Regions from separate parts of the Homo sapiens genome. Here all the other regions are linked to region 3. A link is a contact called in ENCODE Hi-C data. All regions are on one chromosome and are shown on one strand. The core of a region is the stretch at or near the end of the contact, and the rest is flanking DNA. Distances in the headings are between cores, read along the strand shown. Region 1 holds the start of RFC1 (replication factor C subunit 1). Region 2 holds the start of ATP10D (ATPase phospholipid transporting 10D (putative)). Region 3 holds the start of ATP8A1-DT (ATP8A1 divergent transcript).

Region 1 (3,127 bases), core at 223-2,722, 3.3 Mb after region 3:
GAGTTTCAAAGCATATGCAGTCATTTTAGATCTGGTATATTTCTGAGATAGAGTATTTTCATGTAAATAAATATTCCTAAAGAAAACAATCTCACAAAGAAGTTACAGTCTCCTGACTTAAGTCTCATTTAAACTCAAGGAAGGCTTCAAATGCCAAAAAAAAAAAAAAGCAAAAGTTAAGAGGAATGTAATATAAAAGACACGTACAACTTTTTATGTCTTATTTACTCATTTATTGATTTATAACACAATGAACATTATAAATTGGTGTAGGTCCTCTAAAATTATGGGCAAAAATTTGTGTGATATGTCTGCTAAGACAAAACCGAGGCACAGTAACTTGCCCTTGGTCACATAAATAGCAGGTGGTGGGGCTGGAGACCTAGCATCCTGGCTTCAGAGGGAACAGTGCAGTGAGGCCCTGTTAATAAGTAACAGTCTGTCTGTAAATTCGGGATAAGAGTAGTCAGTGTCATCATGGGGATAAAATGAGCTAGGCTAGTCCAGAGCTGCACGTACAACAATAGGCGTTTAATAAATACAAGCTGTCAATGCTCAGCCTCTGTTGTATTCCAGGCTGTTCTATCTTTCGCCATAGAAATGTTGGTGTCATAAAGCGCAAGACCCAACAGGGGGTGGATGGGTGAGAATTTCAAAAGTGTAGCTAGAGCCAAAGCTGGAGATACTGCTTTCTCCATTGAACTCTTTATGGTCTAATCTTTCTCTTGAAATCGTACGCAAATGTTTCATTGTATTCCGTGATTCAATTGCTAATCTATTCATATACAACTGGTTTACCCCAAAGCTTTCGGTATCTTTTCTTTTTTTTGAGGCGGAGTTTCGCTCTGTCGCCCAGGCTAAAGGGCAGTAGCTCGATCTCGGCTCACTGCACCACTGCCTCCTGGGTTCAAGCAATTCTCCTGTCTCAGTCTCCCGAGTAGCTGGGACTACAGGCACACGTCACCACCCCCTGGCTAATTTTTGTATTTTTAGTAGAGACGGGGTTTCACCACATTGGTCAGGTGGTCTCGAACTCCTGACCTCAGGTGACCCACCCGCCTCGGCCTCCCAAAGTGCTGGGATTAGAGGGGTGAGCCACCGCGTCCGGCCTCTTGATGAAACCTTATTACAGAATAGATATTTATACATAATATGTAAAACGCACAGCTAAAACATTTATCTTACTAAAGTTGGTAGTAAAAACTTTTCAAAGTTACTATAGGGAAGTGCATTGTCCAGACGTGTAACCGGGAGGTACTTGGGTACCCCGCCTGCCAAGGAAACCAATATCGGATCCCCCTACTTTAGCGCCCCCGCCAAAAACCGAGCTCACACCAAAGCACCGTGGTTCCTCTCGATGTCAGCGGCCCGCCTGCCCTCGGGGCAGCACCTGGGCAGGCGTCGCACCTCCCGCCTCTGGGCGGGACGGAAGCAAAGCTCGCGCCTCCTGACGTCATCACCGCGCGCCACTGTCTTCGCCTTCTTGCACTTCGCGGGAGAAGTTGTTGGCGCGAATGGATCCTGAGCCTCGATAACAGATTCCTCAACCGGCCCACCCGCCAGCCAGCCAGCGCCTTCATCCTGGGGCTGCGATGGTGAGCCGCTGGGGGAGGCCGTGCGGCTCGGGGTCTGGGGGGGCTTTGCAGGCCTGGTGTGGACCGGGCACTCCTGGTATGCAGGGTGGGGGAGGATGGCGGTGGGTGGTTCCGGAGGCTAGCAAAGGCAGAGAAGGGGCCGCACACCGGGCACTGGACGCAAAACTTTCATTGCATCGCGGGCTCTGGCTCTGGGCGGCAGCCAGCGCGCAGGGATTTTGTTGCTACGTGTACTTGCACTTTCCCCCCGCCCCCCACTCTTGGGGGAAGGGAGAAAGGAAGAGAGGAAGGATGGTGGTTTTGGGACGCATTGGTAAAGTTATTTTCTTGTTCGGCGTTGCCCGAACCTCAGTTTGAGTACTGCCTAAAGCGTGGATTTCAAGCTTTGGGTCACGAGGGAGAAGAATGTAACAAACTTTTCTTTCTTAGGGAATATGTTGTGTAGGGCCTTAAACTTTTATCATTAACAGCTCAGCTCGTCTCATCTCCGCTCGTCATTAACGATCACCTGAGCGGTGTTGAGACCGAGGGCATGGAGAGGATATTTTATTTTGTTTAGATGAGTTCATAGGAGTCAAAAGGATAACATGGCTTACTAGGAAAAAGAAGTACAGCGAATAGAAACAGATGCAAGACATTTGACAGCTGTCATCCTCTTACCACCTGATGTTTAAAATCTGAAAAAAACCCAAGCCTCACTGCATAATTCTGGATAAAATGTTCAAACAAATTGAAAGTGAAATGATTATGCAGCCAGCAAAGCAGACATTCCTGATGGTATGGCAATGGATATGGCTCTGTGTTTGAAATATTTTTAAAGGACCATTTAAAATGTTCATTAAGCTAGAAGATACTTAACAATCCGATATAATTTTTTTCAATCATTGGTCAACGTGTCACAGTGACAACATTCTGGGGGGGGGCGGTGAAAATTTTATGCCACACTGGGAAACGTTGCAGGCCTTTGTGTTTCTTCTCAAAAAAGGGCAACAGTAATGATAGTAGCTACCTTGTACCAAGCATCTTCTTTAGGTCAATATGTGAACTGTTGGTTTTCCATGGTTTTTTTTTTTTTTTTTTTTTTTCATTTCAACCCACATCGATGCAGTTTTACAGATGGTGCAAGCACCTTTTTGGAATTTAAACAGTGTATCATATAACTAGTAGGTGGTTGAACTAGAATTAGAATCTTGGTGTTTCTGACCACCATGTTATACTACTTCCCTATAATGATCATCATTACATTTTGGAGGCCAAAGCACTGTGGTATTTTGGAAGCTTGAGACTTGGAGTCTTGAAGATGAAGAACGTGGTAATATTTTAGTTTAATGGTTTATATATTAATTTATAGTTATATTACTATGTTAGTATAGTCTAGTTTAATAGTTACGTGGTCTTGGGCAAGTAAATAGCTTAAGTTTAATCTCTTTAAGCCTCTGTTTCCTTATCTGTAAAAGAGGGGAAAATAATAGCTGCCATAGTGATTGTTTTGGGGATTAAGCAAGATGTATAGGTAAAGCTTCCGTTCTGGT
Region 2 (3,649 bases), core at 623-3,122, 4.8 Mb before region 3:
AGCGATTCTCCTGCCTCAGCCTCCCGAGTAGCTGGGATTACAGGCATGCACCACCACGCCCAGCCAATTTTGTATTTTTAGTAGAGACGGGTTTCGCCATGTTGGTCAGGCTGGTCTCGAACTCCTGACCTCAGGTGATCCGCCTGCCTCGGCCTCCCAAAGTGTTGGGATTACAGGCATGAGCCACTGCGCCCGGCCCTATTCAATTCTATTTAGTCACTAAGTATGAAAAGTATTCAGGTTTTGCTAAGCCAGGGTCAAACACTCCCCACATCCTAGTTTAGAGTGCTTAGATTTTCCCTCTTTTTCATGCAATTTAATGAATGTTAAATTAGCATGAAAATTAAATGTTATTTTTAAACTCCCTAAAACTTTAAAATGTTGCTAAGTTATTTTTCCAAATGTATAAAATGACCTCATTTTAATAAAAATAAACTATCTCAATGTAGGTATATGATACGTATTTGTAGTGAGAATAGAAAACAGTCCAGAAGAAGCAGTTATTACTTTTTGAGGTGGATCGGAGTGGGAGGTTCTTGCTGCGGGCACTGAACAAACTACTCCGTTGCAATGATTTTTGCTCTTCACAAGTCAGCAAGGGTTTTCGATGATGCTATTCTTCACAGAAATGTGACCTACATGATTTAAAGGCTGATACAAGTAAATATTGGTGGATGAGGAGCCCCTGTCCTTGTTGATGCATCTCTCAAGGTTGATTTTGAGTTAGAGGTTTGCTCTGTCCATACAGACTTGTTTTTCTCCCTGCTTAGAACCAGCATGAAAAGAACGCAAGAAGAAACTTTGGTCTTATTCAGATCACATTTTAAAAACCTGAGCTAGCATGATAAGAGCAGTTAAAACATATTCTTTCTAAAGGCACAGGGTCCCAGACACCAAAATAACCATCCATTCCCTAACCAACTGATGTCTCTCTGCTGTACGTGGTAAATTAAAACTACATGTTTTACAACGTAAAATAAAGGGTGCCCCGAATAACAACTAGGTTCTTTAAAGTTAGTGTTTTGGGGGAAGCATGGGGGCTTCTTTGTAGCACTCCTTTGAAAACTATTTCCGAGAAAGCTCCAATACAAACACCTTTTTCTTCCTAAGGAATCAACCTTAGGGAATCAACCTTAAGGAATCAATCTGCTGGGCTAAATCTTCAACACCTTCCCTTTTCATCACCTTTGAGGCAGATAACCAAAATTTCTTTAAACTGCTTATTTCACAACGGGATGACAAAGGAGTGTGTGTGTGTGTGAATGCGTGTGTGTGCGTGCCCGTGTATGCCCGCGTGTACAAAGGTGTGTGAGAATGCGTGTATGTACGTGCCCGTGTGCGCCCGCGTGTGCAGTTTACCTTTTTACAAAATCCAGCATTTAAAATAGATTTTTAAATTCCCCTTTAACAAATGATTGAAAATGGTGTAATCATTTTATCTTTTGTTGTTTTTTTTTTTTAGTTCAGTAACAGCCCAGAACTGTAGTTTTGAGCCATGTCATCAAATCTAAACACGACTAGGGAAGTGGAGCGGGGAGAAACAGGAGAGAGAAACAGAAAGGAAAAGCGGGTGGGCGGTGAAGCAGAAGGCTGGGACAGTCAGAGGGATTCGCCGTCTCACTCTTACCAATTCCTCCCTCGGCACACATCACAGCATGTTGGTCACGAGTCGCAAGGTACAAGAAAAGAGCTAAGCACAAATTCGAAGAGTGAAAGCGGGTTGTGCTTCCACGCCAGCCATTTGCCTTCCGGGAAAAAAAAAAAATCACTTAGACATCTCCCAAACTCAGCTGCGGGAGCCAGCGCCGGAGCCTGTGCTGAGCTCGCAACCTACTTCTCCCTCCGCTCCTCCTCCCGTCTCCGCCAGGCTGCAGAGCAGCCCGAGCTGCAGTGCACCGCCAATCGCCCACCGCCCCGCCCTCCGTGACGTAGCAGCGGCAGGGCCTGGCAACTGACCGGCTCCCAGCTCCAGCTGTTTGACCGAGCTGCCCTTCTGCCCAGCGCAGATGCCCCAGTGACCCAGAGCCCTTACAATCTCACCTCTGACTTTCACCTCCCAAGTACAGGTTGCTCGCGGTTGACGGTTTGGTTCATTGTTTTGCTGCAATTCTAACAATTCACTGTTTTAGCTAAACGTGGAACACTGGACAATTATTTTTTGGAGGGTAAAAGAGATCAAATCTAAAAATGTCGCGCCACTGCATTCCAGCCTGGGCGACAGAGTGAGACCCTACCACAAAATAAATAAATAATATGTAATGTTACTGTTTTTATGACTAGAAAAGAAATGAGGAAAAATATTACAATTCTGATTTGGTCGTTTTCCTCACACCTTGCCCTTCCGTTCCCTTACTCAGGATAATGTGGCTTTGTCCATACACCTGCCAAGGTCCGTTTGCTTAAAATTCACAACTTTTTTTAAAACTTCTAAATAAGTTTCAACAACCTGTCTGGTTTCTCAAAATGTCTAATTTGGAAAGAGGAAAAGCCATTTAGTGAAGGCCGAACCAATAACTCAGAACAAAACCTAATAATCTTGGCTGCCTGTTTTATCCCATTGAAACAAATATAAAAAGTGGGGCCAAACTCTCCACAGCTCTCCTATATTGTGCCTCTCTCTTCCATTCTCTCAAGTGTTTCTCAGATGTGCAACAAGAGTGAAGAAAACTAAATGAGCATGCAAATGTTTGACTATTAGTAAAGAGCTCACCAGTACAGACACAGGGAGCTGGTTGGTCGGCTTGAAAATTCTCTCAGACCAAGAGAAGCCAAACAAGTTTCTGCACCCACTGAGAACGTGCTTCTGCCAGACGAGGAGAAACAAGTTCTGGGTGTGGCTTCCTATGATGCTCCATTAGGGAAGCCTCCATCTGCAGGTAAGGACAAATCTCTAGAACTTAGTCAAACTTAATCCCCAGAATTAACCCAGCCTAGTAGAATACACTGTCATTTACATGGCCTCTGAAATTCCTGGCCCTAGTAGCACTTTTTGCAGTCATATGACTGTCTCTAACATCCTTTAAGATGAAACACATTTCCTATCTGAGAGTCAACCTTATAGAGGAGACTTAAAACTGTAGCTGGGCCCCCCTGAGCTCTCCCAATCAAACACTGGTGTTGTTACCTCAGCAGAGGGCCTTCCTGGGAACGTACATACCAGGACAATTCAGGCATGTAGCCTGTTTGGATTGCTTAAATCAGTGGTTCTAACTAGCTACACATCAGAGTGAACCGGGGAGCTTGATGCCAAGGCCCCACCCAGGCCAATTAAACCAGAATCTCTGGGGGTGGCGCTATGGCAATGTCTTTTTTTCAAGCTCCTCTAGAAATTCTAATGTGCACAAGGGTTGAGAATCACTGACTAAGATTTGAATTATTGTCTTAGAAGAAAATCTATTATATTTAAGTCTAAAGAGCATAGTAGTAGAATAATGGAAAACATTATGTAATACAACTTAGCCTTATACATATTCTTTATATATTGGTTTATTTTAATATAAATATAAAAACGTGAAGATACACCTCAAAATTGTTTACTCAGGGAAGGATAGTGAGGGGAGATTACTAGCTTTCTATTTGTGTCTGTCATTTGAATGAAATTTGTATCATTTTGATAATTTAAATATTTCTAATCAAATTTTTAAAAATC
Region 3 (3,377 bases), core at 259-2,758:
GATTGCTCTATACAAAACAGAGGTAACTTCTGGAGTTCCTTCAGTTATTACTTGTAAATAAGCAGAATTGAACCTCAACCCCATCTGAGGACTAATTAGGAATTACAAAGGTGATTGCTCATAAATGAACTATCGTCATGCTGCTGCGCACTGATTTTTAATAAGAACTGGTTATGGCTTCATATAGAATTACACCTAAAATGTTAATCAGAAAAGCACTGCATTTCCTCCAGTTTCTGTTCGCTAACTTTTAAAGCTGATTATTATTTTTACTATTTTCCTTGCTATGTTAGCCCTTTAATTTTGTTTCAGACTCATGTTCATTAAGCCAGAGCAAGCCTGCTTTATACAAGGAGACCCTGGGCCTTGGAAGAAATAAAAATGCCCAGTGATGACAGTCCAGATAAAGCTGTGTTCATTTTTTACGTTTAGAAGACCATACTTTAAATCATGACTATCACTGAAACAGATAGATTCATTTATTGTTGAGTCCTGCTTTACCCTGAGATGTTCCATGAACACTGAGAATACATTTTCTTTGTTCTAATTCCAGCCTCTGAATCAGAGCCAACTAGAGTGGGCTCTTCATAAATATGCATTGACTGCCTGAGTATTAATGTAGGGCAGGGCTCTGATTAGCAAGTGCTACCTGCAGGAAGCAGAAGAAATACCACAAATGGAGATAGGACGCTATTAGCAGATTTTATTTCATTTTTTCCTGAGGCTTGGAAATAATCACTTCTCTCTCAGGTCAAACCTCTCCAGCTCTCTCCCTTCAGGATGTGAAAAGATCTCAAATAAAAGGCCTCTATGTGAGGATCTCTTTCGCTGGTTGCTGGAGGAAGAGCATGAAATGAGGGAAGAAGCAAATTGCTTCTGATTTATTGTTTCTGGTTTATTCCTTTCCTGCCAGTTCAGCAGCTCGCCAGAAACAGCACAAAACCTTACATCTTAACTTGAAGGTGAAGTATTTGTTTTGACAACTTTTTAGCATAGATCTCGGTATACAAAATAAAAGGTAATGAGGCTATGATAGTCTGAAGGACATCGGCAAATTAAAATTTAACATATTTATGGATTTTATACAAAGACTCCTCTCCCCTTTGCAGATAAAACGACTGCATCCAACTTTATGCAGATTTAACTAAAAGAAAAAAAAAAAGTCTTTTGTGAACCACCTGGGCCAATACTTAGTTGGCTTAATTGCTATTTCAGTGCCTTGTCAGGCTGCAGAGCCTGAACTAGGGAGATGCACCGGGCCCACTTGCAGGCGGGGCCCAGATGCACCCAAGCCCCATGGACAAGAGCACCATGGGCACCAGGGGCCTCCCGACCTGGCAGCCTGTTGCTAGTGGGCGAGGCAGGAGGACAAGTGCGGCTCAGGCCACGAGTCGGGCTGGGCGTGCAGAGAGGTTAGAATTACACCCAGATGGCGAACAGTCAGTCGTTCCTTTCCTGCTCTGGCTGGGAGCTAAACCTTGTAGTCCCAGACCCTTTCGCCTTCGCCTGCCGGCTCAGACCCAACAGCTCTTTCCGGACGACGGGCGGCTCCACTGCGATCAAAAGCCAGGGGTAGCGGGAGGGGATTCGTGAGAATGCAGCAGCCAGAGCAGTCTTTCCTTTCTGAGCAAGATGTGAGAGAGTCCGAGTGGCCTGGAGGAGGAACCGGGTCAACCAACTCCACAGGGCGGAGCGAAAACGCTGGAGGACTAAGGAGGCTAAGAGTTGATCCCCCCTTTGAGTCGTGATACGGTCCGAAGCGGGGCGGGGCGGGGCGAAGGAGGCTCCCCCTGGCTCTCCCCGCCCCTCACCCGCCTTCCTTGCTGAGCGGCCGCGGGAGGGGGAGCGCGAGCCCCGCAGGCCCCTCCCCCGGCGCCGGCGCCCGAGCTCCGCCCCTCGCCGAGCCGCCCCTCCGCGGCTGCAGCAAGAGCTCGCCCAGCTCTGCGGGCGCCGCCACCTTCGCCGCCACCGCTGCCTTTCTCCTCCTCCTGTCGGCGTGCGGGGGCCGCGCCCGGCGGCAGCTCTGCCCTAGGTGGGCGGCGGCGCGGCCCAGGCTGCAGCTGAGCGCTCTGCGCGGCGCAGCCGGGTCTCCCGCGTGTACCACGCCGTGACAGGTGCAGAGTCCGGGCTGAGGACCCACCTGCAGCCGCCGCCGCGATGCCCACCATGCGGAGGACCGTGTCGGAGATCCGCTCGCGCGCCGAAGGTAAGGGGCCGCCGAGGCTCGGGGCTAGCCCGGGGTCGGGAAGCGAGTGTGTGTGTGAGCGTGTGTGTTTATCCTGGAAGAGACCGCATCCTACCTCTTCCCCGGCGGCAGTCCGACTGTCGCGCCCGGCCCCTAGGGGACCCTTCCCCCCGCGCTGCCCCCAGTGTACTCGCAGACCCTTTCCAGGCTCCAGTACCCTCGAATGGGTGTTCTCCGCGGGAGCCCCGAGGCGTGCTTTGCACCGCAGTGTGACCATTAGGTCCCAGTCACTGAGCTCACTCGCCCTGCCCACCTCCCTCCCCACCAGTTCGATTTCCACTCAGCAGATCCCCAGCCCGCCGCCCCTGCCTCCGGCGCCCACCGTTTTGCAACCCCCTATCTGAGCTCCCAGCGAAGCGAGTTTGCTTTTCCCCGGCTGCAGGATCCTTTGATCCGTAGTCCCTTGGCTCTCGAAGCGCGGGGAGCCTTCATCGGGGTCGGGTGCCGAGTGGGTTCCCTGCATTACAGCTTCTGCAATTCTGCCTCCTGCAGCGGAGTCCCACCGGCTCGCGTCTGAGGTTTCGTTTTTGTGTTTCCCTTTTGCCCGAAACCCTCACTTCGGCCAGCTGAGCTGACTTTTCAGCCAGGTGGAAGCTGTTTTCTTTGCTCCACCTGGGGCCAGCTCTTGAATGGCCATGGTTGTCAACACTGAGCAACAGATGCTCCGGGGTAGAAGCAAGTAAGCTTTCCGAGGGCCCAGACTCTTCATCGTCTCCGAGGAGCCCTCAACATCCTGCCTGCCATGTGGCAGGCACTCTGTAAATATTATTTGATTTTGCTCGCGTCAAAGCCAAGACTGTAAATATCCCAAGGTTTGTTTGTCCTCTCCCATAAACCTGTACTTGAATCCTGCAGAGGGTGGAATAACATGTTTTTCAGAAATCTATCTTGCCATCATCGCTGATTCCCACTCTTCCTCCCCACCTCCATCTTTTAATGTGAGACAGGTGGTGAAGTGGTTTTAGAAAAATATATAAGTTAGGAGAATTGGATTTCAGGGATGGAGACAGGCCATTTTTTCTCCTTAGGGGCTCCCTGTAAAAATAGGGTCCCTGAAATTTTCTGATTGCAGTATTTAGGAAATATTAAATGAAACTGCTGTGGGGAGAAGACGAAGCAAGATTCAAAACTG

What was found. Hi-C counts contacts between places; a loop is a spot of excess contacts on that map. Pooled maps may share reads with other maps.
Region 1: a pooled map shows a loop between it and region 3 (2.1-fold over the local background). The contact joins the promoter of RFC1 here to the promoter of ATP8A1-DT in region 3. A Hi-C loop is called at or near these places in 5 of 50 pooled maps.
Region 2: a pooled map shows a loop between it and region 3 (5-fold over the local background). The contact joins the promoter of ATP10D here to the promoter of ATP8A1-DT in region 3. A Hi-C loop is called at or near these places in 3 of 37 single-sample maps with no recorded cell type and 5 of 50 pooled maps.

The regions. Positions count from the first base shown.
Region 1 is chr4:39,364,707-39,367,833 of GRCh38, reverse strand. It overlaps RFC1 (replication factor C subunit 1), which reads left to right and starts at 1,472. Exons shown (of 25, transcript NM_002913.5): 1 at 1,472-1,595. The coding sequence starts at 1,593. RefSeq lists an enhancer at 1,431-1,550.
Region 2 is chr4:47,483,498-47,487,146 of GRCh38, reverse strand. It overlaps ATP10D (ATPase phospholipid transporting 10D (putative)), which reads right to left and starts at 1,872. Exons shown (of 23, transcript NM_020453.4): 1 at 1,628-1,872. RefSeq lists enhancers at 1,700-1,769, 1,741-2,035.
Region 3 is chr4:42,655,654-42,659,030 of GRCh38, reverse strand. It overlaps ATP8A1-DT (ATP8A1 divergent transcript), which reads right to left and starts at 1,508. Exons shown (of 1, transcript NR_186688.1): 1 at 684-1,508. It overlaps ATP8A1 (ATPase phospholipid transporting 8A1), which reads left to right and starts at 1,926. Exons shown (of 37, transcript NM_006095.2): 1 at 1,926-2,206. The coding sequence starts at 2,158. RefSeq lists enhancers at 1,490-1,699, 2,690-2,739 and a silencer at 1,730-2,199.